Linked DNA regions of Mus musculus: all the other regions are linked to region 3. A link is a loop called in an ENCODE intact Hi-C map of the cell type or tissue named here. Cell type or tissue: left cerebral cortex. All regions are shown on one strand.

Evidence for each region. Hi-C counts contacts between places; a loop is a spot of excess contacts. Peaks named below come from ENCODE experiments on the same cell type or tissue, not always from the same donor. Only the 100,000 strongest peaks of a DNase experiment are listed, where the experiment ranks them.
Region 1: it touches region 3 in a loop (6-fold over the local background); 9 of 42 quality-filtered maps call a loop at or near these places.
Region 2: a loop joins it to region 3, with 6 times the contacts of the local background. A loop is called at or near these places in 9 of 42 quality-filtered maps.
Region 4: a loop joins it to region 3, with 2.7 times the contacts of the local background. A loop is called at or near these places in 7 of 42 quality-filtered maps.
Region 5: it touches region 3 in a loop (4-fold over the local background); 18 of 42 quality-filtered maps call a loop at or near these places.
Region 6: it touches region 3 in a loop (3-fold over the local background); 18 of 42 quality-filtered maps call a loop at or near these places.
Region 7: a loop joins it to region 3, with 2.2 times the contacts of the local background. A loop is called at or near these places in 3 of 42 quality-filtered maps.

The regions. Positions count from the first base shown.
Region 1 is chr10:117,980,920-117,984,919 of GRCm38, forward strand. No RefSeq gene overlaps it. Among named protein-coding and RNA genes, the nearest start is that of Gm32663, 30 kb to the right of the region's middle. In left cerebral cortex, no CTCF peak of the experiment used is centred here; DNase peaks (open chromatin) are centred at 1,776, 2,174 and 2,549; H3K27ac peaks cover 1,015 bases.
Region 2 is chr10:117,904,207-117,908,206 of GRCm38, forward strand. It overlaps Gm32605 (a long non-coding RNA gene), which reads left to right. Exons shown (of 6, transcript XR_872076.3): 5 at 1-69; 6 at 244-1,955. Among named protein-coding and RNA genes, the nearest start is that of 4933411E08Rik, 19 kb to the right of the region's middle. In left cerebral cortex, no CTCF peak of the experiment used is centred here; DNase peaks (open chromatin) are centred at 1,789, 2,111 and 2,514; H3K4me3 peaks cover 1,475 bases; H3K27ac peaks cover 1,865 bases.
Region 3 is chr10:117,844,758-117,848,757 of GRCm38, forward strand. It overlaps Rap1b (RAS related protein 1b), which reads right to left and starts at 1,217. Exons shown (of 8, transcript NM_024457.2): 1 at 1,074-1,217. In left cerebral cortex, CTCF peaks have their summits at 701 and 1,652; DNase peaks (open chromatin) are centred at 494, 731, 1,309 and 3,753; H3K4me3 peaks cover 2,149 bases; H3K27ac peaks cover 1,938 bases.
Region 4 is chr10:118,047,493-118,051,492 of GRCm38, forward strand. All of the region lies in intron 1 of Gm32663 (a long non-coding RNA gene), which reads left to right. Among named protein-coding and RNA genes, the nearest start is that of Gm32663, 36 kb to the left of the region's middle. In left cerebral cortex, no CTCF peak of the experiment used is centred here; a DNase peak (open chromatin) is centred at 2,015.
Region 5 is chr10:118,101,514-118,105,513 of GRCm38, forward strand. No RefSeq gene overlaps it. Among named protein-coding and RNA genes, the nearest start is that of Mdm1, 38 kb to the right of the region's middle. In left cerebral cortex, a CTCF peak has its summit at 2,110; a DNase peak (open chromatin) is centred at 1,870; H3K4me3 peaks cover 871 bases; H3K27ac peaks cover 1,119 bases.
Region 6 is chr10:118,108,033-118,112,032 of GRCm38, forward strand. No RefSeq gene overlaps it. Among named protein-coding and RNA genes, the nearest start is that of Mdm1, 32 kb to the right of the region's middle. In left cerebral cortex, CTCF peaks have their summits at 1,396 (motif pointing right) and 2,264 (motif pointing left); DNase peaks (open chromatin) are centred at 2,248 and 3,316.
Region 7 is chr10:117,997,740-118,001,739 of GRCm38, forward strand. No RefSeq gene overlaps it. Among named protein-coding and RNA genes, the nearest start is that of Gm32663, 13 kb to the right of the region's middle. In left cerebral cortex, a CTCF peak has its summit at 2,110 (motif pointing left); a DNase peak (open chromatin) is centred at 3,025.

The sequences.
Region 1 (4,000 bases), 140 kb after region 3:
ACAAGAGTTTCACAGTGTAGCTCTGGCTGTCCTGGAACTCACTTTGTAGACCAGGCTGGCCTCGAACTCACTGAGATCGGCCTACCTCTGCCTCCCGCCTTGCTGTCAGACACCATGTTTGTTTATTTATTTGTTTATTTATTTACTGGAGACAAAGCAATGTAAAAGGTAGAAGAAGCAGAGAGGAGACACCGAAGGGAAGCTGCTTTTTGCAAGTTTATAGTTTGGGGCAGCAAAGATTATTAATTGCCTAAACTAATTAGGCAAATAGTACCTTTGCCACAAGTTCTACAATAAGTACTGAATATTGTCAGAAAGAATCATTGGTTTTAACTTATGGATCAGAAGGGACAGCTGGCAGTCATAGAATCTTGCTTAGTACAAAAAACAAAAATCCCCAAAACCCATCACACCGTAAAAATTAAGGCAGATGCACGACCCAAGGCTGACCAGCTGCATTAAATATAAAGTATAAATGGATGGTCCCAGGTCTTTCAAAGCTATAGTATCCCATGGCAGGTAATGGGTTTGTCTCCATTAAGCAAATCAAACAAACCAGAACCCACAGAATGGATGTTAAAGGGTCCGGACTGGCCCCACCTCCTGAACGCCTTTGTGTAAAAGGTGGTTTCACAACATTAAGGTGAGGTTGGTGAGGCGGTCAGGAGCAGTGGTGGCAAGCTGGGGTTGAGGTCACAGGGGAGAGCTGCTGGGGGAGGGGCAGCAGGAACCAAGGCTGTGCGCATCTAACAGTTCCGGTGGTCCCTCACATCCCTGGCTCATCTTCTGGGCTACAGTCTCATCCTGTAAGGCAGTCTGCCGAGTTGTTAGAATCGGGTCCTGGGAGACAAATCCCCCGCTCTGCCTGGGGCCTTTTCCTTCTTCTGCCTCGAGATTCCTAGGGACTCTTTCATTTTTATTTCTTCTTAGGATCCATCGTTTCAACAGTCTGATGGATTAAGCCACACAAACGTCTCTTTAGACCAGTGGTTCTCAACCTTCCCAATGCTCCCGCCCTTGAATACAATTTCTCATGTTGTGGTGAGGAATAAAATTATTTTTGTTGCTACTTCATAACTGCAATTTTGCTACTGTGATGAATCATAATGTAAGTATCTGATTTTTTTCTGATGGTCTTAGGCGACCCTTGTGAAAAGGTTATTTGACCACTAAAGGGCTCGTGACCTACAGGTTGAGAACCACTGCTTTAGACCCTCTTCATTTCTGTTAGGCTGGCTTCCGATAGTTTATTCTTCTTTAGAGTGGAGAAGAGAAATGACAAAAGAAGAGAAAAAGAACAAAAAAGGAGAAAGGAACAAAACTCCAAGACACGACAGCGTGTGTGTTGGGGGACAGGCGCTGAAAAGCTAAAATGGCCAGCAGGTGTATATGAATATAAACGATTTGTTTGTTTTAAAACTCACTGTAAAGAGAGTGGCGATGGAGACGATGGCAAGAGGCACAAAAATAAACAGCAGTAATTTAAAAAGAGGATAACCACAGGAATAAAAATATGAGGTGAATTTGGCAAAGGACCCAGCTAACTTTAGGGCCAGTTCCTTCAAACGCTTGTTTTTACAGGGTGGTAGGACTTTAAATCTCTCAGAACCTAATGAGACCCTAGACACTCGTGTCTTAAATACACACAAGCACATATTTTGTTGGTGTGCATTTTCCTGTGGAAGGAGCCGAGACTCAGATGTGTTCTTGGCTGTCGCTGCAAGGACAGTTTCTAGGACATTTTATTTGGCTGTTCAAGCTCAGGCGAATTGTCAGCAAATAGAGATTGGTCTGCAGAAATAACGTGGCTTCCTGGAACGTCAGGGGAAGGAAATGGGTGGTTTCTTTAATTACTATAGCGTTTCCTTGTGTCTGTGTTATAACTAAAATAGATGTTTGGCTAATGTCCCAAGGAGGAAAGGTGAATCTGGGAAATGAATGGACCCAGAAGCTATGTATAGCTGTGTTCTTGGTTAAGACAGCATGGCTCTTTGTCTGCAGTATCCTGACTACATCGAGGTGGACTGAAATCTGTTCCCTGATAGGCAGTCCGTTGAAATCCAAGGGCTTTACTATTTACATATGGAGAGCTAATGACTTTAATGTAGGCAAAAGAGCTTATTTACAAGGAAGCTGTGGCTGAGGCTGGCAGGAAGAGTGTTGCTAGGCCCTTAATTAATTGATTTGCTAATTATTCTTTTCTGCTGGGTGTTGAAGTACTTTTCCTAATGAGCAGCAGAAGCAGGAACTCTGTGGAGAGCAGCTTTAGCACAATCGTGAGCAGGGGTCTCTGGGACGGTGTTTAAGGGGCTTTTGGTTCCTTCGATGATGAAATCCTGCACTTCATAAAATAGAGGACCAAACATCTCCCTATATCCGGGTTTATTTATCAGTTTATGTGACTTAACTCAAATCTGCACATTTACTAAAATTGACACTAAATTAGATAGCGTTCGAGTTTAAACCAAACCAAACCAAACCAAAACATTTCCGCTGAAAGGGTGGGACGGGAGTAAAGAGGCGGCTTCTTGGTCAAGAGTATTTCCTCCTCTTCAGAGGACCCAAGTTGGCTTCCCAGAGCCCTTGTCAGTCAGCTTTCAACTTCCTGTAACTCCAGCTCCAGGGTATCTGCTATGCTTCTGGTCTCCAAGGACACCTGCACACATTGCATGAACGCATGCTCACACACACACACACACAAACACACACACACACACACACACACACACACACGCTTACAGTACACACTCACACACACTCACATACACATTCACATTTACACACATGTATTCACACACACACTCACATACACTCACACGTACACACATTCACACACATACTCACACACACACTCACATATACTCACACATACACACATTCACACACACTCTTACACACATTCAAACACACACTTTCACACATACACACACATTCTCACAACACACAAAACACATTCACGTGCACACTCACATTCACACACTCACACACACATACATTCACTCTCACACACAACACAATCTCACACACATTCAAACACACACACAACACACTCTCACCTTCTCACAGACATTCACACTTTCACACAATTTACACACACACACACACACACACACACACACACACATTCACACATTTAAATGGGGGTGAAAATAAAAATAAATCTTAAAAAAATAAGATGACTGCAGTGTCTGGTTTTGTTTTTGTTTTTTTTTTTTTGGTTTGTTTGCTTTTTTTGTTTTTTGTTTTTTTGACTTCTTAAAGACACCAGTGACATGGGACAGAGGGGATGAAACAAGTCTCCGAGTTCCTCTGTGAATTTGACTCTCTGGCCCACACATACAGAACCCCAGTGTGGTAAGCCCAGCACTGGGGATGGACACAGGGGGATCCCTGGGTCACATTAGTCGCCCAGATTAGCTGAATTGAGGCACTTCAGGTTCAGTGGAGAGCCTACCTCAGAAATAGAGACAATTGAGGGAGTCATTTAACACTGACCCCTGGCCTCAACACACACATGCACACATGTATACCCGAACACACTTACACCACATCCACACTTACATCTACACCTACATCTATCTATCTATCTATCTATCTATCTATCTATCTATCTATCTATCTATCTATCTACCTATCTATCTATCTATCTACCACACAAAAACAAACACACAAAGACATCAGTATTAGACAGATCCCTATTTGGAGGCTGCTGTGGGAAGAGTCTGGAAGCTTCACTCTAGCCTATAGACTCGAAATTCTTCTGTATTTGAAAGTCTTGATACAGAATAAAAAATATAAAAACCTTCAGGAGATTTTGAGTCCACATACTAAATACAAACTCATTTTCACTTTCTTGGACTCCCTCTCATAACCAATTCGGCCTGGACTCTCTCCTCAGTCTGGGGTGTGTCTCCTTTGTAGTTTCCTCCCCAGCTTAAGCTCCCTCCTGACACCAGGCTCTTTCTTACTCACGGTGTGCTGGCTGCCCAGTATCCCGTCT
Region 2 (4,000 bases), 59 kb after region 3:
GGAAAATCACCTCTTCTTGAAAAGCTGGGAACTGAGCACACTGTCTTTGAAGGCACTGTCAAGTGTCAGGTAGGTTAGAATGCTCCACTGCCCTAAAAATAAACTCTCGGTGTATTTTTTCAAAGGCATATTCTACACACCCGAATGTCACTTTTCTTTTTCTTTCTTTCTTTCTTTCTTTCTTTCTTTCTTTCTTTCTTTCTTTCTTTCTTTCTTTCTTTTTTTTTTTTTTTTTGATCACAGCACTTGCTAGATTGGATTGTGCTGTCCTAAGATCTTCCCAGGGTGCATTTAGGAAGCTGGCAGGGAACCTGGAAGCACGAGGAGATTCACGGCCTTGGAAGTCAGATGACCGAAGTTCTCAACAGGGTCTGGGGAGAAATCCATCGTTCCAGGTCCTTCTGTGTCACATTCTGGTGACTTGCTTTTTCAATGCCGTGTAGTCAAACAGAGACACAGCAAAAAAATTAGTTAGGCAACTCATTTCTATTATTATTTTAGAGAGGCTTTATGAATGGACTAGGCCTTTACTAAGTTGAATTGCTTTGAAAATAGTACAGTCAGGACTAGGGTTGTAGCTCAGTGGTAGACAGGTTTAAGAAAAGGAGTTCAGCTGGGCCCTGGTGGCTTATGCCTTTGATCCCTGCTTGGGTGGCTGAGGCAGGCTGGTCTCTTGAATTTGAGGCTAGCCTAGGCTACAAAGCAAGTTCCAGGGCAGCCTGGGTTACATAGAGTAACCCTGTCTCAAACAAAACAACCAAAATCAAGCCAAACCAACCAAATAATAATAATAATAATAAAAACCCCAACAACCTGAGTTTGTGGTCATCATCAACACCAACACCAACACGGTGCATTGTTTTTCAGTGGTACAAGCTGATACTGACTGTAGAAGACTGCAGAAGTTATTTAGGTTTGGCAGACCGTCCCTTTGGAAGAGCATTTCCTTTTGTGGAGACAGCAGAACTGACTGTGTTATTAAAACCCACTGTGATGATAAAACACAATGAATCAGAGAAATTAATAGCCGAGTTAGGCTTGACCATGGACACATAGGACACATGAACTCATTCTAAGGGAAGCTGTAATAATTATGTATAAATATCTGAATAATAACCACACTCCCCAAATTATGTGGAAATTATACCCCTTTCAAGAAACAGTTCACATAGCCATTATCAACTGAGCCAGCATGTAGTGGTGGGGACATAATATCTCCACAAAACATTTCCAGAAAGAGAGAGAGAGAGAGAGAGAGAGAGAGAGAGAGAGAGAGAGAGGCAACTTTCCTTTATTCACATTCAGTTGTGAAATTCATTATATCACAGAAATAAAATACCTCAGAGGCACTGGCTCCTGCTCGCTCAGTAAACTAATCTATATTTAGATGCAATTTAGTGGCTTCCAGATAGATGTATTTCCTTCAGAAAAGGACTTCTCACAGTCCATCCTAAGTGACAGGGCAGTGGCTGTTTCTAAGGAAAATTCAAGGAATTTGTGATGTCATCTCGGGTGTGCCAATCCCTCAATTAAGAGAGGACCAGAGGACTTGGTGATCCCCGCACAAACGAAGGGCGTGCATCCTCTGCGTCTCCTCGCGCTGGGTCGCAGTTCGCAGTTCGCTGCGACCACAGTGGGTGTCTAGAAAGTAAAAGGGAGTGTTCTGTTTTATGTAACTTGACTTTGGAAGCTCTGATGACAAGTAACTCCTCTCTAAAGCTCCACTTAGGAACCAGCGCTGAAAACCAGCTGTTAGCCGTCCGCCCCCGCCCCTCCCCCGCGCCGGGCACTTCTGCCTGTGGGTTCCCCCTTTGTTTTTAAATGATTTTATTTTTGGTAAGAGTTAGGCTTCCCGAGCTCTAAAATACATGGAAACCTCCTGCTGTCTATTCGAACGTTGGACGCTCTAACATTTAAAAAAGAAAATCGTGATTAAATTGGTGCATCGTACGTGATAAGGCCGAGGAATGTTTTCTTATTAAAGTTGGCACCAGAATCCTTCTCAGAATGGGAAATGTATTTACTTTGAAAAATACCCCGAGAGTTTGGAGAGCAGAAGAGAGCTCCTGAGGGTTTGGGGTGTGGGCGGAATGTTTCTGAGACAAAGGCAGCGATTTGGCAGGAACTTCAAGCGCGTGGGGCTGGGGAGGAGGAGAGGGCTGAGCCAATGGGAGGACCAGCCTGCCCGCAGCCCCTCAGTCCCACTGTGGTCCTCCACCCTCCTGTGACCCAACTCCCAAAGTATTCGGTGCAAGTCAGTTGTTTTGCTGTTGTTAGAGAGCCTAGGGCAGGCCTGTGGATCAGCCGAGTGGATCTGAGGTGAGACGGGTGGACCAGAGTAGAGGCTGGAGACTGCCCCAGGATGAGGGACAGATCAGAGAGGGTGGGGTCCTAGATCCGAATTTCAGGGCTTTCTGAAACAGATGGGGCTGGAGAGGTTCTTGGTTAAAGCATCCACTTTCTGGACAGAGTCACTCAGGGCTGTGTGTGGGTGGGAAGCTTCCTGGTATAGTCACATGTTGCCTGACTGGAGGGACGTGGAAAGGACTCCACAAACACCAGACGTCATAGCTGTTTTTACAATCTTTGAAGTTGGTTAGACTCCAGTATGTTAATGTCAGTCAGAAGGCGGTTGGTAGGAAAGGAGTCTTTAGCGGGGTAAGGAAAGGACTTTAAGATTCTAAATCTACGTCTTGTAAACACCCAAGGATATCCAATTTTCAAAACGAGTTGAAAATCTTTGAGAATGAGGTATAACTGCCAAGTCCAAACGACACCTAATATTTATTTCCCAAAGGATTCTTGACAATCAGGGACGCTAGGGTGAAAGAGAGGGTGAGTCCACATACTAGACTTTTCAGGTATGTGTATCTACGCTAGGACCAAATCTGGTGATGGGATATATGTATATGTATACACACACATATATGTATGTGTATTCATATGTGTGTATATATATGCATATATATATATAATGTGGGTGTGGTGTGTGTGTGTATATATATATACATACATACATACATACATATATATATATATATATATATATATATATATATACATACATACATATCACAAAATCCAAAAGATCCAAAAGGGAAATCTTTTTTATTTCTGGAACTTTTCTTTTCAATTTGCCAGTGTTACTGGATTTTTTTCTCATATAATATGTACAGTCTAAAATTAATAATTTAATACGTATAAAAATCTGACTGTATAAAGCAAGACTCCCGCTAGGCATAGTAGTTCACACATAATCCTTGGGAGGCAGAGGCAGGAGAATCAGGAGTTGAAGGTCATTACAGTCTACACAGACTATTCAAAGGCTAACCTGATCTATATATTAAAAATAATTAATTAGTGAAATCCAGGCTCTTATAATAAAGTAGACAAATAGCATCATTAAAAAAAAGCCAATAAGGTGTAAAATAGAAAATAAATCCCACAGCCCTAAAACAATGGATTTGTAGTCATCCTAAAATACTAAAATACCTTCTTTAATTATCCAAAGTCTGGCACAAAAAAAATTCTTTATTTTTGTTTTTTTCGAGACAGGGTTTCTCTGTGTAGCCCTGGCTGTCCTGGCACTCAATTTGTAAACCAGGCTGGCCTCGAACTCAGAAATCTGCCTGCCTCTGCCTCCCATGTGCTGGGATTAAAGGCATGCGCCACCACGCCCGGCCCCAATTTTTTTTTTATTTGTTCTTGTTTTACATGCATTTATCCGTACATTCTCTGCTCATAGTAATATTCTCAGGTAAGTGAAATTTTGCTAAGGCATATCAGTAGGTGTAACTACCTAGCTGACCTCTTTCTCAAATTGGGAAGTCAAGTCATCGAGTTAATAACCCATTAATACAACCTGACAGTGCTATTAACCTAAGACAAGCATCGAACGTCAAAACATCCCTCCGTCCGTATTAGAACTGAGCTCTGGCGGGGCATCATTTAATTGAATCTCTAGATTCACTCTGAATGAGGATAAGCTATGACTGAGCCC
Region 3 (4,000 bases):
AAATATTGAAAAGTCCAGCCTGCATCGTAATGTCAACTTTCAACTTAGTAAAAAAAAAAAATGTGAGTTCCTATTACTGTAATAAAGAAGTGCTTGTATGCACACGAGTCGAGAGTCGCAGGGCCAAAATATCTTTCTAAAGCATTGGGGGGTGGGAGGGGGCAAGCGAAAGGAAAGCAATCCCATCTGCTCAAAACTCTTAAGCGAAGATGTTTCTTCCAAAGGCATCTTCTCCTCCCGCCCCCCTCCACCCCAAGGAAAATCCCGAGGGCCTAGTTCCCAAATTCACGGCGCTGATAAGTCAGTTTCAGAATCAGACACCTCGAGATGGCGAAAAGAAAAAAAAAAAAAAAAGGAGAAGAGGACAAACTTCCTGGATTTTTCTCTCTGCAAGAGAAAAAGAGATTTCCTCTTGCTGACGAAGGAAAGGCCCCTTTAACATTTTTTTTTTCCCTCTGCACGGTGGCGGCTGCCAGACTAGGTGGGGCTCGCTCCGCTGCCTTCCTCCTGCCACTTCCCGCAACAAATGAAGCAAGCCAGCCCCGATCCGGGCAAACTTTTTCCCTGTCAGGCTCGAGCCCGCGGGGCGCCGGGGAGTGGTCCCCCCGCCCCCCCTCGCGACGCTGCTCCGCCCGCCCGGCCCCGGGCTGGGAGAAGCCCGGGTGTCCGCAGAGGACAACTTTCTGGTTTCCGCTCTAACTTCCACCCACCGCCGAGGCGGGGAGCGGGGCGCGGCGGGGAAGGCTGCGGGGGCCTCGGGCAGGCGGGTGGGGGCTCCTCGGGCGCTCACTTCCTCCGCCATATTTCAGACATTTGACCCCTTCCGCAAAGCGCGCTGCTCCCCCGCCGCGGCCGCGGTTCCTCCCCGGCCGCCCCGAGGCGGCGCGCCCCGCCGAAGCGAGCGAGGGACTCGGGGGGCCCCCCGCCAGCCACCTGCCGCGCGCCCGGGCCACCCTCGCCGCCGCGGGGGCCATCGGGCTGCCCCGCCCGGTCCGCGCCGCACCCCACCTCTCCCCTCAGCCGGCGCCCGGCCCCCCGCCAGCCTCGCGGCCACGCACGCACCCCGCGCCCACCTCTCGCGCTGTCACCGGGTCGCCGCCGTCGCCCTCGCCGTCGCCGCGCGTTCCCTTCGGGTCGCTGCTCCCGGCGCCACGGCGGTCTCTGCCGCTGCCGCCGTCGCCGTCGCCGCCGCCGCCGCCGCTCGGGCTGCTTTCCACGCCTGACTCTGGGCGAGGTTTGGCGGTGTCGCCTTGACGTCAGGCGTTCAGCCTCGCTCTCGCTTCCGCCCGCGGGCGGGGCGCGCAGGAGCGCAGCCCGGGAAGGGGCGGGGCCGAGGCGGGCCCTGGCGGAGGGGGGCGGGGTCTCGTCGTGCTCGCCTCGCAGTGGGCCTCGCCCCGGCTCTCGGTCGCCGGCTCCGGCCGTGGCCCTTCTCCCCTGCCCTGCGTCTCGTTGCTGCGGTCGGCCTCGCCCCCCGCTGGCTGGGCTGTCCGACATAATCGGTGTCAGCCTCAGCGGAGCGCATCCGTTTCGACCCCAGCGGGTAACGGGGAGCTCAGGGGCTTGGAAACCTCTGACGCCTTCGCGGGGCCTCCGAGTGCACAGTCGCCAACGCCCCCAGACCGTCGGTGTTCGCGTGGTCCTTTGTGCTGGGGAAGTAACAGAGCAGCAGTTCCCACTCCCAGAGCGCGAGGGCAGCTTTTCATTTTTCAAATGGCCTTTCTTTAGGTTTGACAAGTATTTCAGCCTGTGGTGTGTTAAGCAGGGCCAGCTGTCCAAATTACCCTGCCAGACGCAGTTCGCGAATGGAGGATTCCAAAGCATGCTTATGGCCTGTGCCTAAGTGAACAGTTTATAGAATTAAAATAATTGGTTCATGGAAGAGCATGCCTGGGGCGCCTTCATGACTTTATAGATTACTCATAGATGTCAGTCTATGATGTGACTCCGAAAAGCTCTGTCCAAAAATGACTTGTTCCAAAGAGCACAAGAACTTACATCGATCTAGGTAATTAGAATATTTTCTCACCATCACCTTTAATATGAGAATCATGCTATCAGAGCTTTGTTTGGAAGACTTTGTTTCTGCTCTGATTACGCTCTCTTCATTGCGTGGTCCTGGCTGGCCTGACCTTGCTATGTTGACCAGCTTGGCTTTCATCTCAGATACACCTGCCTCTACGTATGGAGTGCTGGGGATTAAAGGCATGCGCCACCACTGCCAGCGAGGGAAAAGGTTTTGATGAACAAAACTTGAGAGGAAAGTACTGAAAGGAGTAGGCAATTTAGCTGGCCCTCCCTGTACAAATTATTCTGGAAATTTAACGAACCCTAGAAGAGAAATGGAGACGTGACCACTACGCTAACCTGAGTTAAGTGAGCGAGTAAGAAAGAATTATAGCTGGGTCTCAGGATGCCAGTCTGTAAGAGCACACCTCTTTCTTCTGCAGACTGAGCAGGAGGTGGCTCCTTGCAAATTCTAGGTTGCTGAGGCCACAGAGTAAGTTAAAGCCAACCTAAACGGTTTTGTGAGATTCTCAAGAAGTTAAAAAAAGGGGGGGGGCATAGCTTAATGATCCAGTACTTGTCTAGCAAGTGTCCGAGTGTAGTAGGTTCAACCTTTAGAACAACAAAAAAAGAAAAAACCCATAATTGACAGTTGTGTGTGCTTCTGCACGCTTGTGCCCTCGCCTGTGGGCACACAGAAGCCAGAGGTGAACAGGTTATTTTCTGTCGCTCTCCACTTAGTTGTTTTGAAACAGGGTCTCTCACTGAACCTCACCAATTAGGCTTGAGTGGCTGGCCACCAATCTCAAGGGAGTCTCCTGTCTCCATTCCCACCACTCTGGATTCTTATGTGACTGCAGGGGGACTGAACTGGAAACCCCGGTTCTCCTGCCTGGGTAACAAGCCCTTTGTCCTGCTGAGCCCTCCTCCTCCCTGACAAGTTTTTGATAGCAGCGTTTTCCAGCTGCTTCATGGTTTGTATTACTTAAGTATTACCTATTTCAATAATTGTTATTTTCTCAGAACAACATTTTAGTGGCGGTTTCAAAGGCAAGTTTTGGAACAATCTGTTGGTATTGTCAATTATTCATGAATAAATTGCAATTTCCATTTTGCTCTTACCAATTACATATATACTCTGTCTTCACGTATAGCAGAAAAGAGCATCAGATCCCATTATAGATGGTTGTGAGCCACCATGTGATGGCTGGGAATTGAACTCAGGACCTCTGGAAGAACAGCCCATGCTCTTAACCACTGAGCCATCTCTCCAGTCCCCTATTTTATCAGTTATTGAAGGAAGATTTGACATGTCTCAAAGACTGACATTTTGAGCCAGGGTACTGATTACCAATGGGCTGTTTTGGTTTTATTTTTTTCTTTGTTTTAAACACTTTGACATTTGGGCAATTGCTTTTTTCCTTTGAAAGCCAGAGTTTGTGGCGTTGTTTAAGCCAAAACACTTTTATCATCTCACTAGGCTGATAACCATTGCATCTCTTATTAAATCATGATCAGCGTATAGAGCCCCCCAGAATGGACTCACTTTTGAATTTGAACCCCTTGCCCTATTTACCTGACAGACCAGGATATTGTCCGCTGGCAGCTTCAGTTTAACTTGTATGCAAACCAAACTCATTACCATTGTCACCAAACCCGTTTTCTCTCCCTTTCCTTTGCTAATCGTACCTCCTTCTTTTCAAGTCACCCACTCTTCAAGCCTGTCACCCTCCTCTGCCCTCCCCCCTCCTCTACAATGATTCATCCACTGGTGCATCTGTGAGCAGAGGTTGGACCAAGTCTTCCAGGCTCCTCTTGATACAACTCGGCTCCTGGACCTTTGCAGCCTAGGAGGTTCGAGCTGCCTACTGTGACCCATTTTACACATTGTTGCTAGATAAATTATCTTAAAGCTTGCTCAGTAATTTACTCCCTTCCTCTTAGAGGCCTTCAAGTACTCTTTTCTACAAAGAAGTAAAGATATGTTACACTTTTC
Region 4 (4,000 bases), 200 kb after region 3:
AATAGACAATTTTGAGCTGCTATGTGGATGCTGGGAATTGAATCAGGACCTCTGGAAGAGCAGTCAGTGCTCTTAACCACTGAGCCATCTCTCCAGCCCCAAAGGTTTGTTTTTGTTAATCGAAGAGAGAAGCTTAGGAAACTAGATGGGGCTCAGAGAAGGGCCATTTAGATGCCATGTTGACATGATCAGAGCTGTCTTCAGGTTCCTTCTTACAAGCAAGCTGGTGTAGACAGCCGCACAGGGACGGACAAGTCACCATATCCTGATAACTTTGCAACCTCAGTTCAGAGTGCAGAGCAGTGCCTCCGGAAAAACCCGAGATGCATTTTAGCTCACAGGCTGCATCCTTGCTGGAGAGAGGAGCAGGTTAAGCCTGGCTGGAGAATACTAATTCTGATCCAACTGCTTCATTGTTTATGGAAGTCCAGGCTTCCATATAAAGAAAAGAGCAGTTCTCTTCCTAGATAACATTTGATCCATTATGATTTATCATTTGATGAATGGTGAGAAAAAAATCTGTATGCATTTCATAGAGATTACTTCTTTGGAATATTTTTAAATTTACATTTTTGGGGCTAATTTTCATACTTGGATACCATATTATGCCATTTTCCCCCTTCCTTGCTCTCTACCTCTAACGCTGTTTCTCTTGTCTTTTATTCTTTAGGTACAGTCACAGTCACGTTACAAATGAGCTCAGTGGCATAGCCTACTCAGTTCAGAAACACACTGAATCCTCCAGAGAGGTCCAAGCAGAAAGACTAGTGTCTTAGTCAGGGTTTCTGTTCCTGCACAAACATCACAACCAAGAAGCAAGTTGGGGAGGAAAGGGTTTATTTGGCTTACACTTCCATACTGCTGTTCATCACCAAAGGAAGTCAGGACTGGAACTCAAGCAGGTCAGAAAGCAGGAACTGATGCAGAGACCATGGAGGGATGTTACTTACTGGCTTGCTTCCTCTGGCTTGCTCAGCTTGCTTTCTTATAGAACCCAAGACTATCATCCTGGGGATGGCACCACCCACAATGGACGCTCCCCCCCCCCCCCTTGATCACCAACTGAGAAAATGCCTTACAGCTGGATCTCATGAAGGCATTTCCTCTTTTCTCTGTGATAATGCCAGCTTGTGTCAAGCTGACACACAAAACCAGCCAGTACAGCTATCTCCCACCTAAAAGAACACACAACAAACAGTGAGGCAGCAGTTGTTCATGTTCTTCAGGGGACCTGTCATTCTATCCATTTGGCAGTCTTGGCTAGAACATTAACACCGGGACACAACCAGGACAAGATGGCAGGGGGATGTGGTGGGCTGTGATGCTTCTAGAAAAATCTCAATCTCTCTCTCTCTCTCTCTCTCTCTCTCTCTCTCTCTCTCTCTCTCTCTCTCTCTCTCTCTCTCTCTCTCCAAAACAGACGTTCCAAGAAATGTCTTTCTGTCTCTAGATATTATACTGCCAGGATGCTAGTCAAAATTCCCTCACACCATGAGTAGCTCAGCAGCTGGCTGGCCAGTATCTCCTAGTGGATGAATCGATTGTTCCTAGGGTGCCGGGGAGACTTTCCCAACCCAATCAGGTCCGCTGCTATGCAGCTCTCTGAAAAGTAGGCAGCACATTTAGCAGAGCCAAGAGAGAAGTCTCAGATCCTTCATGACAACCGCGGGCTGCAGGATTAATCAAACCTGGAGTTTTTGGACCTCCGATTTTCTTGTTTTTAATAAACACACTTACGGTTGAAAGTGGGTGGAGTTGGTGTGTGATGAATCGGGACTTGATTTTGCTGACACAGGTATCTGTGAGTTCCCACGTAGGAGAGGGAGGGAGATCTATACTAGGACCGGATGGAACAATGGCAAATGGAAATATTCAGTTGGTGCTCAGGAAGAGAAGAGTGACCATAGAGGAGCCTGGAGTACCATCCGGGTTGGAAAAGAACTCTGTCCTGTCTCCGAGAGGAACAGGATGCTGGCAGGGCTGCTGGTGCCCTTGCCAAGGAGGCTGAAGTTCAGGGCAGTGTTCCAGGAGGAACAGGCGCCCGAACGTGGGTCAGGAAGCCAAGGCATGGGGAAGATTGCTCTGCCAGGTTTTGGGACTGCGCTGCCAGGGTCCAGCGCAAAAGTTATATATAGAGAGGCCAGTCGGAGAAAAAGGAAGCACACAGAGAGCCGATAGACTGTAGAGGACTGGACTAGGTGGTGAACAAGGGTAAGGCTCCCAGGATCCTACAAGGCAGGAGCAGAATTGGTTCAGATGAGACAGAATGCTGGTGGCTTTCCGAAACCGCCACAGATCGGGCTGAGAAATGCAGGAAACATTCTTTTTGCAAACAGTCTTGGCCCATTTTCTTGGTATTGTTATAGAACTGCTTAGTTTTCTTCCTAAACCCTTAAAAGAAGTATCGTGGGGCTGGAGAGATGGCTCAGCAGTTAAGAGCACTAACTACTCTTCCAAAGGTCCTGAGTTCAAATCCCAGCAACCACGTGGTGGCTCACAACCATCCGTAATGAGATCTGACGCCCTCTTCTGGTGCGTCTGAAGACAGCTACAGTGTACTTACATGTAATAATAAACAAATGTTAACAACAACAACAACAACAATAACAACAGAAGTATCATCCCTCCCACCACTGCCTCTGTATTGCGTTTGATATGTGATCCTCTGAAAAGGGCTCCCTCCTCCCTCATTCGAGAAAGGTTCCAAGGTTACTTGCTTATCTGCTGCCGGCAATTTGGGTCCTGTGTGGCACACCCCTTGCTTGCAGTGTGATTTCCATTAGTCATTTCCCCCCTTCTTTCTTTTCTTTGCTCATTCAGTTACCAAGTCATCTGCAGGCTGATTCTTTGGACTCTTATAATTGGATGGTCTGAGGAGGTAGCTTCAGAATAAGGAAATCTGTTGTGGTCACTGCATTCTTTGGAGACCTCAGAGCATCAATTTCTCTCTGATTCAGCCAGGAAGTCTGTCTTCCTTTGGACTGTGGTGGCTGATGTCATGAGAGATGATTTTTGTCTAGTCAGCGGGCTGAGCTCTGTGGCAGCATTAGTACCAGAACGTAGTGATGGTGTCGAATGAAAGAAGAAACCATGAAGGGTGTGGTTCCTCCTTGGCTGTGCCCCATTCCTCATTTCTAATAAGGTTCAGCTTCTTTCACCTCAATTCAGTGTGATGCTTCAGAAAGTGAGCAGAGGATACGGTTTCCTGCAATGCAGGAAGCTACATAGGGGCTGGAGAGATGGCTCAGCAGTTCAGTATTTGCCTGCTCTTGCAGAGGTCCAGCATCCACATCAGTGGGCTTACAACCTCCTGTACTTCAATTGCAGGGGATCTGACAACCTCTTCTGGCTTCTGTGGACACTTGCAGGCATCCACATAAACATACCAACACACACACACACACACACACACACACACACACACACACACACACACACACACACAGAGAGAGAGAGAGAGAGAGAGAGAGAGAGAGAGAGAGAACACCTTTTTTTAAAGTACCATTACAAAGTCATAAATTAAATATGAAGTCGGAAAACATTTGCAGTTTAGTGAACAAGGTCTCATCTTCTTTATGTATAGAACTTTCTCATAAGTTAATAGGAAAAAGGCCACAAGTCCAATGCGAAAAATGTGTAAAATAAAATAAAATCCACAGAAAAGAGGATGTCCTTGTTAAACACATTAAGAGATAGCTAGCTTTATACGGCTGTAGTTAGGAATCAAATTGCTCCAGATAGTCATTTTTACTGTTGCAGGGTAGCAGTTCTCAACCTTCCTGATGCTGTGACCCTTTAATACGGTTCCTCAGGTTGTAGTGACCCCAGCCATAAAATTATTTCTGTTGCTGTTTCATAATTGTAATTTTGCCACTTTTATGAATTGTGGTATAGATCTCATAGTGTAAATATTCTGGTGTCTAGGGTGAACCCTGTGAAAGGGTCATTTGACTCCCAAAGAGTTGGGACCCTGAAGTCGGGCACCACTGTTGCATGGTGA
Region 5 (4,000 bases), 260 kb after region 3:
AAATCACACAGAAGTATCTGGAATAAAACAAGAGCACTCCACATCTCATAATGCCTACATAAATTAACATGGTGGCTGGAGGTTTCAAGCCTTTGATCTGATTTATTCATCTACTTATATTTTAAAATGGTTACTAGCTGCTGTGTGGAATGGGTTATGGACAGACACTGTGGATTCAGGGGGATCATTCTGGAAGCTCATGAAGAAGTCAAGTGAGGGGAGGCTGACCTAAAGGCAAATTCTGTGGCTATTTTGAAGGTGGAGACCACAGGACTTGTTAATGGACTGACTGTAAACTATGAGGGAAGGAAGACATGAAGAGATGGCTGTCCTGTCTTCTGGCCCTCTGCCTGGTGAAATGGTAGCCCCTTTACTGAGGTTGGGTGTGATGAGGAAGAAGCAGGGGTGTGGTGTTTGTGCGTGTTGGGGCAGGGGAGGTAGAGGAAGTTAGATTCTGTTATGAGAGGCTAAGTAAAGGTATCATACCGGGGTGAGCATTTCTAGGAGATACTTGGATATACACTAAAGGCCTGGGGGAGGAGAATGGAGACAGATATTTTATCAAAGGACCATCAGCACAGTAAAGCCACACAGGAGATGAGGTAAATGTAGTGAGTTAAGGGTGGACGAGGAGATGCCTCAAGGACAGAGACTATTTGAGGAGAGGAAGTTACAGCCTGGGAACCAAGAGTAGCCAGGAGCCAGGCTGAGACCCAAGGACAGTGCTCGAAGTAGCAGACAAGAGAAGAGTGTCCCCCTCCCATGAGAAAGGAAGTGCTTCCCCCTATCTTTGTACACATATACACATAGTATATTTTATGTATGCACACATACATATTTTATGTGAGGATATATAGATATATCCTCACATAAATATATATATTAATATTACAGATGATGCAACGGGCCTTACCAGGAATACTGTTTTTGGGGGTGGGTACTGAGAATCAAAGCTAGAGCCTTGCACATGGTAGACGAGTGATCTATTATTGAGCTATCTCCTAAATTTTTATTCTGAGGCAGTGTCTCTGCTGTTCAGCTAGTCTTGGGCTCATGCAGTAGCCCAAGTCTGGCTCTTTTGAAAAAAATGTCCTTCTGAGATACTATTCTGAATGACAACCAAGTATTCATTCTCTCTCTCTCTCTCTCTCTCTCTCTCTCTCAGTGTTTTCGAGACAGGGTTTCTCTGTATAGCCCTGGCCGTCCTGGAACTCACTTTGTAGACCAGGCTAGCCTTGAACTCAGAAATCTACCTGCCTCTACCTCCCGAGTGCTGGTATTAAAGGCGTGTGCCACCACAAGTATTCTATCTTTATAAATGACCATGAGAACAACATTCTATAGACACACCTGGTGTTTCTTCAGGCTAAATTCCCCAAGTGTAGACAAGACAACCTTTAAGGCTTTTGATACATGCTTTTAAATTGCCTCAGAAGGAGAAGTTTCTGGCAGGATGGTACCCCCCCCCCCGCACCCCGCACCACCCCCCCCCCCCCCCCCCGCCAGCAATCAGTTGAAACCATGTATCTGGTTTTATCTGGTTGTCACTATCACCATTCAAAATTGTGCGGGGGTTGGGGGGAGGATATGCCGTCTCGTTTCTACTTTATTTCCACTTGCATGACTTGATTACATTATGGAACCATGTCAGTCGTCTGTGTAAGCAGGGGGGTTGCTGAGGAGGGAGAAAGGCATGGTCTGAGCCAGTCTCCAGGGTGAGGGGTGGAGCAGATCTTTGTCAGCCCACACGCTGAGGTTCCCACAGCTCAAAGCTTCCTCCCTCTCGGTCGGCTTCCTGCGCCGCCCAGCCTAAGAAAGGGCGTGGTCACAGAGAAGCGGAGCATCTCTCCTCCGCCAGCCAGGCGCTCTGCTCACTTGCTAGGGGTGGAGGCTGTGTTGCCTTGTGAACCGCTGTCCACATTGCCCAATAGAACAACAAACACGGGCCAGGGCACAGGGGCGGCAGGCCCTGCATCCTGCGTCCTTTCCTCACAGGGCGGAGTCATTTCAGCTCCTGAGATTCCTTCATACAGCCTTGCTGGGCGTGAGCCCAGCAGAAGGGGAAAGACTGTTGTGAAATTGTGGGAGGACACAGCATCTCTGTTGGTGACAAGGGACAATTGCATCATGCTGTTAGGCTGCGATGTGGAAATCACAGATGCCCAGGAGATAGGAATCTTAAGAATGTGTGGGACATACAGATAGATGCCCCCCAAATGGGGACTGTGACCGTCTTTTATGAGCTATTTCTTATTTCACAACTTATTTCATAACCATCAGTTGGAACAACAACAACAACGACAAAAACCTTAAAAATGCAATTCAAGAGTTGTCTAAACAGCACACACGTCTGAGACGGGTTCTGTGAGAACCAAGAATGATTCTCGAGAAGAAAAGACCCTCAGACGACCCAGGTTCCAAATCCAAAGGAAAGCATTCTGTGAGGAGTGAAACGAAAATGGAAAAAGTTCAGTAGAGAACACGCTGTTGTCCAGTTTTTCGTTTGTTCGTTCATTTTGTTTTTCTGATAAGGTCTTGTGCCCTAGCACTGACTGTCCTGGAACTCACTACGCAGATGAGGCTGGCCTTGAATTCTGCCTCTTCCTGCTCTGCTGGGATTAAAGGCATAACACCACCAGGCCTGGTGCTTTTTAAATCATAAAGCAATGTACTGTTGTTATAAATGTGTCCCATTTAGCGGACTGAAAACGCTGAGTCACGGGAAGTAAAAGTTAGCTTCCTCCCGTCCTGTCAGGTCACTACCACCCTCCAATAACTTGGTGTCTATTTTCTAGAGACTTTATAATGCAACTTAAAATATTTATAATTATAATGTATGTACATTATAAGTTATTATATGTGTGATGTAGGTAATTATAGCATTTACGATGTTAGAGCATAGATGGTATTCATTAATCAAAGTATACTTTTGCTTTGATTATTTTTTCCATTAATTATTGTGTTTGTGAGAAAGAGAGTGGGTGTCACAGACCCTGTGTGGTGATCAGAAGACAACTTGTAGGAGTCACTTCTCTCCTACCATACACGGTGCTCCAGCTATCTAACTCCGGTCACCAGGTTTGGTGGCAATACCTGCCAAGCCATCTCCCTGCCCCAACATATTTTAAGAAAATGAGTTAATAATATTGAAATTCTGCAGCTTATTTTAATGTTTTTCTCTTAGCAGGTAGCTTTGCTTCATCTGTCTGAAATAAAGATCAAAACCAAAGCAAACCAAAAAACCAACAACAGCAGCAAAAACCCCAACAAACTAACAAGAAAAAAGAAAGAAAGAAAGAAAGAAAGAAAGAAAGAAAGAAAGAAAGAAAGAAAGAAAGAAAGAAAGAAAGAAATGAAAGAAATTGCTTTGAGCCACAGATACCAGATAGATTTACTCATCCCTTTTCCTCCTTCTTCTGTGTTCCCCCTTTCCCCCGGGGAACCACTTGAGGTGCTGGAGTGAAGGAACCACAATCCCTGCCCTCATATAAAGGCCATTTCCATGGAAAGAGGAGGGCAGTAAACAATGTAACACACAGTACAGGTGGCTGGCAGGGCAGGAAGGGCGCACCACAGGGTTAGGAAGAGCCTCCTTGGAAGGAAGCACTTGAGCTGAGACCTGGAAGGGAGAGAGGGCTAGAATCACATGACTATCTGGGGGAGGGCACCCCAGGGAAAGGGCATAGGAAGCCCAATCAACCTGGGAGGAGGAGGAGGAGGAGGAAGAAGAAGAGGAGGAGGAGGAGGGGGAGGGGAAGAGGGAGGGGGAGGAGGAGAAAAGAAGGAGAAGGAAGAGGAGGAAGATAAGAAAGAGCAGGAGGAAGAGAAGGAGGCAGAGAGGAAGAGGAAGAGAAAAGGGAGGAGAAGTTGTGGGAGGAGGAAGAGAGGAGAGAAAGAGGAGGAAGAAGAGGAGGAAGAGGAAGCACAGGAGGAAGAAAAGAAGAAGGAGGAGGATGGAGGAGAAAAAGAAGGAGGAAGAGGAGGAAAAGGCAAAGGAGGA
Region 6 (4,000 bases), 260 kb after region 3:
CTTTGTCTCTTTGCCCCCCCCCCCCTCAATATGCACACACACACATATGTTTGCATCCAGGAGCTGGAAGTCATTTTAAGAATCCAAGCACTGTCTGTCTACTTGCTGTATCTATGTGGCTTACCCCTGTATCTCTGGTAGGTAAACCCAACCCTAGAGATCTCAGACTGATGGGCAACAATTATTTGATTGATTGAATGGATCTATTTTAGCCTCTGACTAACGGATGAGAACTGTTCAAACAGTCTTAAGAAGTGACTGTATTACCCTCATACATTGTTTTTGTAAATTAACAGAAGACATACAATTTTCACAAGTCCAGAGAGCAAAGTACCTGAATTAATTTTTTTTTACTGTATGGGTACAGTGACTTAGAATGATCGATGCAGAAACTCTGAGTATCTGCACAGCTCGGAGAAGCTTTTTGGAAAACATATGTCAGCCACATTAGATAAGAGCTAGTTAGTAAGCAGCTAAGAAGATAGAGCATTATCCCGAGCTTTTGTCCCCACCGGAAAGAACACGATCAGGACAACCGGAATCTTCTGCGGCAAAAGCTTTATTGCTTACTTCTTCAGGAGCAAGAGAGAGAATGGCAAAACCCCGTCCCTTTTAAGGAGAATTATCCTCCACCTAGGACGTGTCGCTTCCTGATTGGCTGCAGCCCATTGGCCGAGTTGTCGTCACGGGGAAGGCAGAGCACATGGAGTGGAAAACTACCCCGGCACATGTGCAGATTATTTGTTTACTACTTAGAACACAGGATGTCAGCGCCATCTTGTAATGGCGAATGTGAGGGCGGCTCCCCACAGAGCATATCAGAAGACACATGCAGGTTAACAAAAGTCGGCACCTTAGTGAGGTTACGTGCGGCTAGAATAGTCCTTCTGAGTTCATAAGTTGCATATTACTGTGGCTATTATGAATCTATGATTGCTGACATTGTGCCTGCTACTGCTGTCTACCAGTACCACCATATATACCTCGCGGACATTACCTCATGTAATGGTATAGCATCATTGCTGGGTAGGCATTGTTATCACCTGTAGGGGGTTCAACAGCCCTCTCACAGAGGGTGTATATCAGATGTCATGCATGCCACATTTACATCACAATTCATAACAGCAAAATGACAGTTGCAGAGTAGCAATGAAATAATTTTATGGTTGGGGGTCACCACAACATGAGGGACCATATTAAAGGGTTGCAGCATTAGGAAGGTTGAACCACTGGTCTAAAGACTGAAGTTACAGAGGTGCCTCACTATGCCTGGGCCAAAACCTCATTTTTCCTTAACAGAAAAATATTTATTTATTTATTTATTTATTTATCTAATGTATGTGAGTACACTGCTGCTGTCTTCAGACACACCAGAAGAGGGCATTGGATCCCACTAGAGAGTGTTGTGAGCTACCATGCAGTTGACAGGAATAGAACTCAACACCTCTGGAAGAGCCATCCAATGCTCTTAACCGCTGTGCCATCTTTCTAGACCGCCCCCCCCCCCCCGTGCCTCAAACCCATTTTTAATAGGATGGCCCAAACTATGGAACTTTAGGTAAAAAAAGAAGAAGAAAGAAAGAGAGAGAGAGAGAGAGAGAGAGAGAGAGAGAGAGAGAGAGAGAGAGAGAAATCCATATAAGGTTTAAATCACAGCTTAATACAAATATCCTAAAGGTTGTAGTGATGCTTAGAAGAGACGCCAAGATCAGTACTGACTTTTTGGTCTGGGAACCAATTCTTGTTCTTCAAATATAATAGACCCTAGACAGGGGTCCCTCTCATTATCTTCCAATCAACACAAGTCTCACATCTGTGACCGGATGACTTTGATGACATCAAAGATCTACTTTTGCTTTGGGGGAGGGGGGGTGTTAAAGGAGACTTTTATTTGGGGGAGGGGGGTGTTAAAGGAGACTTTTATTTTGATTAGCAAAAGAGATTGTTGATTATGCGCACTGAGACGAAGACAAAGGTCTCTTGATGAGACTCTCCAAGGTGCCTTGAAGAAGTACACTGACTTTCTCTCTCATGCATGCAGAGAGAGGAGTATTTGCTGGGTCAGAGCAGGGTGTAGGGTGGTGATGGTGTGGCTTTCCTGGATGCCCTTTATCTTTAACAGGAAGAAACTGGAGACGTCAACAGTCCTCTGGCCTCCCCTTACCTTACCATGCTTTGGATGCAGGGGTTATTGAAGGTTTTCCAGCCAACTTTTCTGCCAGTTTCAAAGTTAAATAGTATTTGGGGAATGCCACCTAGTGGTTGACAGCTCTTGGTTTGTTGCTCACTGGAAGAAGAAAGTAAATCAAACTCAGGCCAATCAAAGTCTCCTTGAAAGTCACTGGAGAGAGAGAGGCCAGCTAGGTCATCCTTTAGCTTGCATAAGCAAGCTCGTTAATCAACCTTCCTGGGGCTCTGAGGCAGAAAGGGCAGGATGGTTCAATGCGTCCTGAGTTCAGAAGCCCATCAGCTTCCCCGTGGACTTTGATTGCCTGTGGCCTGCCATGGCCCCATGCCTTTCAGTCCCAGCAATGCGTGCTTGGGAGAGGACAGGCTCCTTGCCGGGACTCCCAGCTCTGACTTAAAGTCTGTCCTTTCACTGACCCCATCTCTCCACTCCTCCTCCTGACTGACCCTTAGTGAGTGCTTGTCCCCCCCGCTGTGCTGAGAGCTTGCAGGCTTTTATTCACTCAAGGCTCGCCACATCATACTTTTTATTACTACAGTTGTCTTTAAATTTTTATATTTTCTGACCCTTCATAGAAAATGACTCATGTTTAAAGCAGACTATGGAAACTAGAGGATGTCTCTCCTCTCACAGGGCCAAAAGTGACAGATAATCACCATGAACATTTTGCTGAAATCCTAGCAGACCTTTTCCTGTTGTTACGAGCATGCATAGCTTAAAAATCAGCAGCACAGATGTAAAATACTTTCTGCCAAAAAAAAAAAAAAAAAGAAAGAAAGACTAGAAACATTATGTCATGTCAATAAATATTCTATCCCATGATTTTATTAAGTGGCATCATAAAACATACCAATAATTCAGTTGCTATTAAACTCGAGGAAAGTGGGGCTGGCAGGCAATGTTTAACTCAAGCTGCTGTTGTTTTGCTGACGCTTTCCTGAGCATGTACGCTGCACTGTACTCACACTCAAACGGTTTTTACAAACACCAGCGGCTTAGTGAACACAGGTCCCTGTGAAGTGGGGTATTTGCAATGACATTTTACAGAAGAGAAACTGAAGATCTGAACTCAACAACATCGCCCAAGTTTGACCGGTCTGTACTGAGGGGACACCAGCGCAACCCACGGGTCTTGAATTTGTAGACTTGAGGGTCTTTCTCGTTCCCAAGGACCTCACCAATGCTGGGCTTGACCGAACATCCCGAATGAACATTCTCTTGTTATCCTCACGACGGGAGCAGAGAGAACTGCCTACCTATACCAAAATTTGGGATCTAGAGTAGAAACTATGGATTGGGGGGGGGGAGCTGAGAGAGGGGCTTGCGGATTTTCACAGTCTTAGCAAGAACTCTCTCCGATTGCTTGACGTATATAGCACTTTGTCTTATCCTCCCAAGAGCCCCAAGAAAGTAATACTAATATAATCTCATTTTACAGATGAAGAAAATTAAGATTAGGGAAATGGTTGGTGTCAGGTCAGCTTTCTGGATGGCGGGAGGGAGGCAGGCTTAAAGTCCACTGTGTCTGATCCCTGAGTCTCCACAGTGGCCGATTTCTTCACGGCAGTTAGTGTCCTGCTGTGGTTTGTACAGTGACAGTCACGGGTCCTCCCCCTGGCCGTGAGGGTGTGTTTGAAGGAGAGGTGTGGGAGAGATGAAAGAATAGGGATGATGAAAGAGACTAGGGTAGCAAAAGAGTCCTGCAGAGTGTCTTCTGCGATAAAAACAACACACGAGGAAGACAAACCCACAGTTTTTGAGGCAAAAAGTTGGGAAAGCAGTCTTGAGCTGTTGATAAAATGGAATTTTGTT
Region 7 (4,000 bases), 150 kb after region 3:
AATTTTAACCAGGGAAACAGACTTTTGTAATTGTGCAAAAGAGAAGGAATAAACATAATAATAAAAAGCAATGCCAAATCCCAGCATTTTATTGAAGCAGAAGTTTCATCTTCTTTTCAGGCCCTTTAGCTTAACTGGGTCTTTATTCTTCTGCTGTGTTCATGATGAAGCACTTGTGCCTGGATTATGGGAACTTCAACAGCTATCCACACTCCTCCACGCCAGGCTCCAGCAGCTGAAACAATGTTTCCATCATCGGCTCAAACAATCAACGCGAGTGTGCACTTAGCTTTTCTCCAGCTTTGCTTAGCAGAACTCAACTTTCACTCGTGTCAAGATGGTAACACTTCTCCAGCCTCCATGGCTGCTCATGTGGCTTCTATCACAGACAGACAGTTTTTATTCTTCTCCATAACATGAGGTAAACATAGTGTAAAACACCCAACTGGGGAGTGGAGAAGTGGATCAGAAGTTAAGCGTATTGTGCATTGCTCTTGCAAAGGACCCGAGTTTGATTCCCAGCTCACAATTGCCTGTATCTCCAGTTCTAGGAGAACCTATGTACATAGATAGACATACATGTAAAAATTTCAATAAAAAAATCTTAAACAAAACACTCCCTCTCATTTGTCTCTATTTCCTTCTGCCCCTCTAGACACACATGTGAGGGCTGGAGTTGTAGCAACTATCTTGGAAACATGAGGCAAGGAGCCAATATAGAAAAGTAATGCTGAAAGGCAGAAGGAACCTGGGGCCCCAAGGTATCTTTGAGCAACTGACATGCCCCCAGATGCCATGTTTTTCAGTCATGAGGGAAAGCGAAGCTATTTAAGACATTGCTAGATAGAAATTAAGATTTTTTCAGCTAAAAATTTCACCAATCACATTTTTCAGATAAGGGATCTGAAACAGCAGATAAGTTGTCAAATTTCTATACTTCTTCAGGGTGCTCTGGGAATTTGGCCTTTCACAGTCTGACCCAGAATCAACAGCCTTCTCTCTCGGACATGCTAGATTTCTCTCTTGGACATGCTAGATTTCAGTCTAGTCAACTCTCTTTCCCTCTGTTCCAGTCTTGTTTCTGATTACTCTGATAAAATACAATAAAAATAACTTAAGGAGGAAGGGTTTTGGGGGGCTGCCGGAGACCAGGCTACCTTTCATGGTCCACTGCACCAAAGAGTTCATTTTAGCACGCAATTCCAGGATGCTATCAATTATAGCAAGAAAGTTAAGGCAGAGGTCCTAGAAGCAGTCAGTCACCGTACACCTGTAGTGAAGAGCAGACAGAACGAATACATGAATTTTTATTGCTTAGCTCATTTTGGTACTAACCCAAGCCCAAGGATTGGTGCTGCCCATAGTGGGACAGGTTTTCCCACATCAATTGAAGTAATCAAATCAATCCTCACCCCCCCCCCCCCAGACATACCGATAGACCAACTGGAACTAGACAAACCCTTATTGAGGCTCTAGATCTGTGGTTCTCAACATTTCTAATGCTGTGACCCTTTAATACAGTTCAGGAGAGGTGACCTCCAACCATGAAATTATTTTTGTTGCTGCTTCTTAACATGTTTACTATTGTTATGAATCATAATGTAAGTATCTGTGTTTTCCAATGGTCTTAAGAAACCCCTGTGAATGACTCCCCCCACCCCCCGCCCCCGCAAAGTGGTCAGGCTCCACAGGTTGACAACCATTGCTCTACATTGTTTTAGATTTTCAATTAAAAGTAACCCACCACTCCTTCCCACAAATGTCAGTTTGATATGTCAAGAACCAGATCTGAGCTCACATGTCACTTCCTTTCATAAAACCTTCAGTATTCTCCACCCCACATACACACAGGGCATGAAAGTAGGAGGTTGACTTTTTGGGGAGGTGAAGGGAATCTGTGGGGGCAGATAGGGGTTAAGAGGGGATGACATGAGGTACACATGATAGAAATATATATATATATATACTCCCAGAAATAAGACTCAGATTAAGGGGCTGGAGAGATGGCTCAGCGGTTAAGAACACTGACTGCTCTTCCAGAGGTCCCGAGTTCAACTCCCAGCAACCACATGGTGGCTCTCAACCATCTGTAATGGGATCTGATGCCCTCTTCTGGTGTATCTGAAAACAGCAATAGTATAGTCATATACATCAAATAAATAAATACATCTTCACACACACAAAAAAAGACTCAGATTCAAAATATATTTACAAATACCGTGATCATATAGCTATGCTCTCTTTGAATAGGTCATAATTTTCAACAACCCATATATTCCAGTTTATATCCTGTGCGCAGGTACCATGCATCTGTCTCATCACATCCTCCCAGGCAAAATTTCTGCGCCTGGCTCCATCCCAGAATCCTTTCTGCCTCCTGGATGTCTCACCTTCTACTCTAGCCTTTCTCATAGGCATACAGATACATGTGCTTCTGACTCCAGTCTGTGTTGCTGTCTGGGTGATGCTTTTGGTAGTTGTCATGGAGAGCCCAAACTTCGCAAGGGACATGGTCATTTAGTGATGGCCTTCCACAGACAAAGCAGGGGAGAGCAGAGATAGGCACTCCAGTTTGAGAGTGTTCGTGGCGATGGAATCTACTCTCCAGAGTAAGTTTACCTGTTTATATCCCTCTCCCTCTACTCCTCTCTGTCTCTGTCTCCATCTCCCTCTTCCCACCCAGTACCCTTGTGTGCATGTGTATAAATATGGGTGTGCACATACCTCAACAGGCACGAGGAAGTCAGAGAAAAATTTTGGAAGTTGGTTTCTCTTCCATCGTGAGCTGTGGCGATTGACTGGAAGGACGGCTTTTACCTGTTGAGCATCTTGTCGTTCCCAGAACCAGATACTCTCGGAGTGAAGAGGTTGGTATAGGAACAACATTGAGGACATATTGACCAAAAGTTGGGAGAGACTCAGGTGAGCCCCGGAGTCAGGTCTCTATCCACAGAGCTCTCAGGGGCTCCTGCACCCCCTCTTGCCATCTGTTGCTATTCACTCTTTAGCCTCAAAGCTCACACACTCCCACACCCTGATGCCCACATGCCTGCTGTCCCCTGTGTGTCTTGTCTCATTTTATCTCTTTCTCTCTTTCTTCCCGGGCTTCAAGTGCCAGTGTGAGAGTCACTCTCTGCTCTCTTCTCCTCATCTTCTTCCCTCCCCTCCACACTGACAGTCCAACTGCTTCCCCACTTTATACACACCTGTGTGTTGTGTATATATATGTGTGTGTGTGTGTGTGTGTGTAGTGTGTGTGTATGTGTGTGTATGTGTGTTTGGTGTGTGTGTGTATTGTGTGTGTGTATATGTGTGTGTGTATGTGTGTGTGTGTATTGTGTGTGTGTATGTGTGTGTGCATACACATCCTTAATCCAGCATTTGTCTAGCAACCCACAAGCAGGGCTCTCTCTTACTCTCTATGGCCCCCAGTTACTCTCTCTGTCTGTCACAAAACAGGTGCTTGAAGGATCATTTATTGAAATTTTATTTTGAATATTACCTTTTTTCTTTTCCTCTAATAACCCCCTTTGGAAGGTGACAGCCAAGAGTGTAAATACTAGGCAGCCAACAAGGGGGGAAACTCGGGAGCAGGAAGAGGCCTTAAGCTGGATAATCGGTTCTTGAGTAGTGGACCACTGACCTACATAGGGGTCACAGTAATTCAAAACCATTCTCTTCCTTTTCACTTCAAGTGAACAGAGCCTTTCTGTTAAGAATGGGCTTGTGTAGTGATAGAGCGACTATCGCCTCTCCGGCAGAGACTGAGGGTCTGGCAGAGACTGCATGTGGTAGGAGAGACATCACCCTCAGAAGCTCATAACCAACCAGCAAAAGACAATCCTAGGTGTGGTGGATTTGGCCTAAAGCTTGCATAATGTTATTTGGGTTCCCAAAGTTGCATGAGAATCCCTCATGTAAGGCCCCAGTTAGTTCTGATTGGTAAATTAAGTTGCCAGCAGCCAATTGGCTGGTCAAAGAGACAGAGGCGGGACTTTAG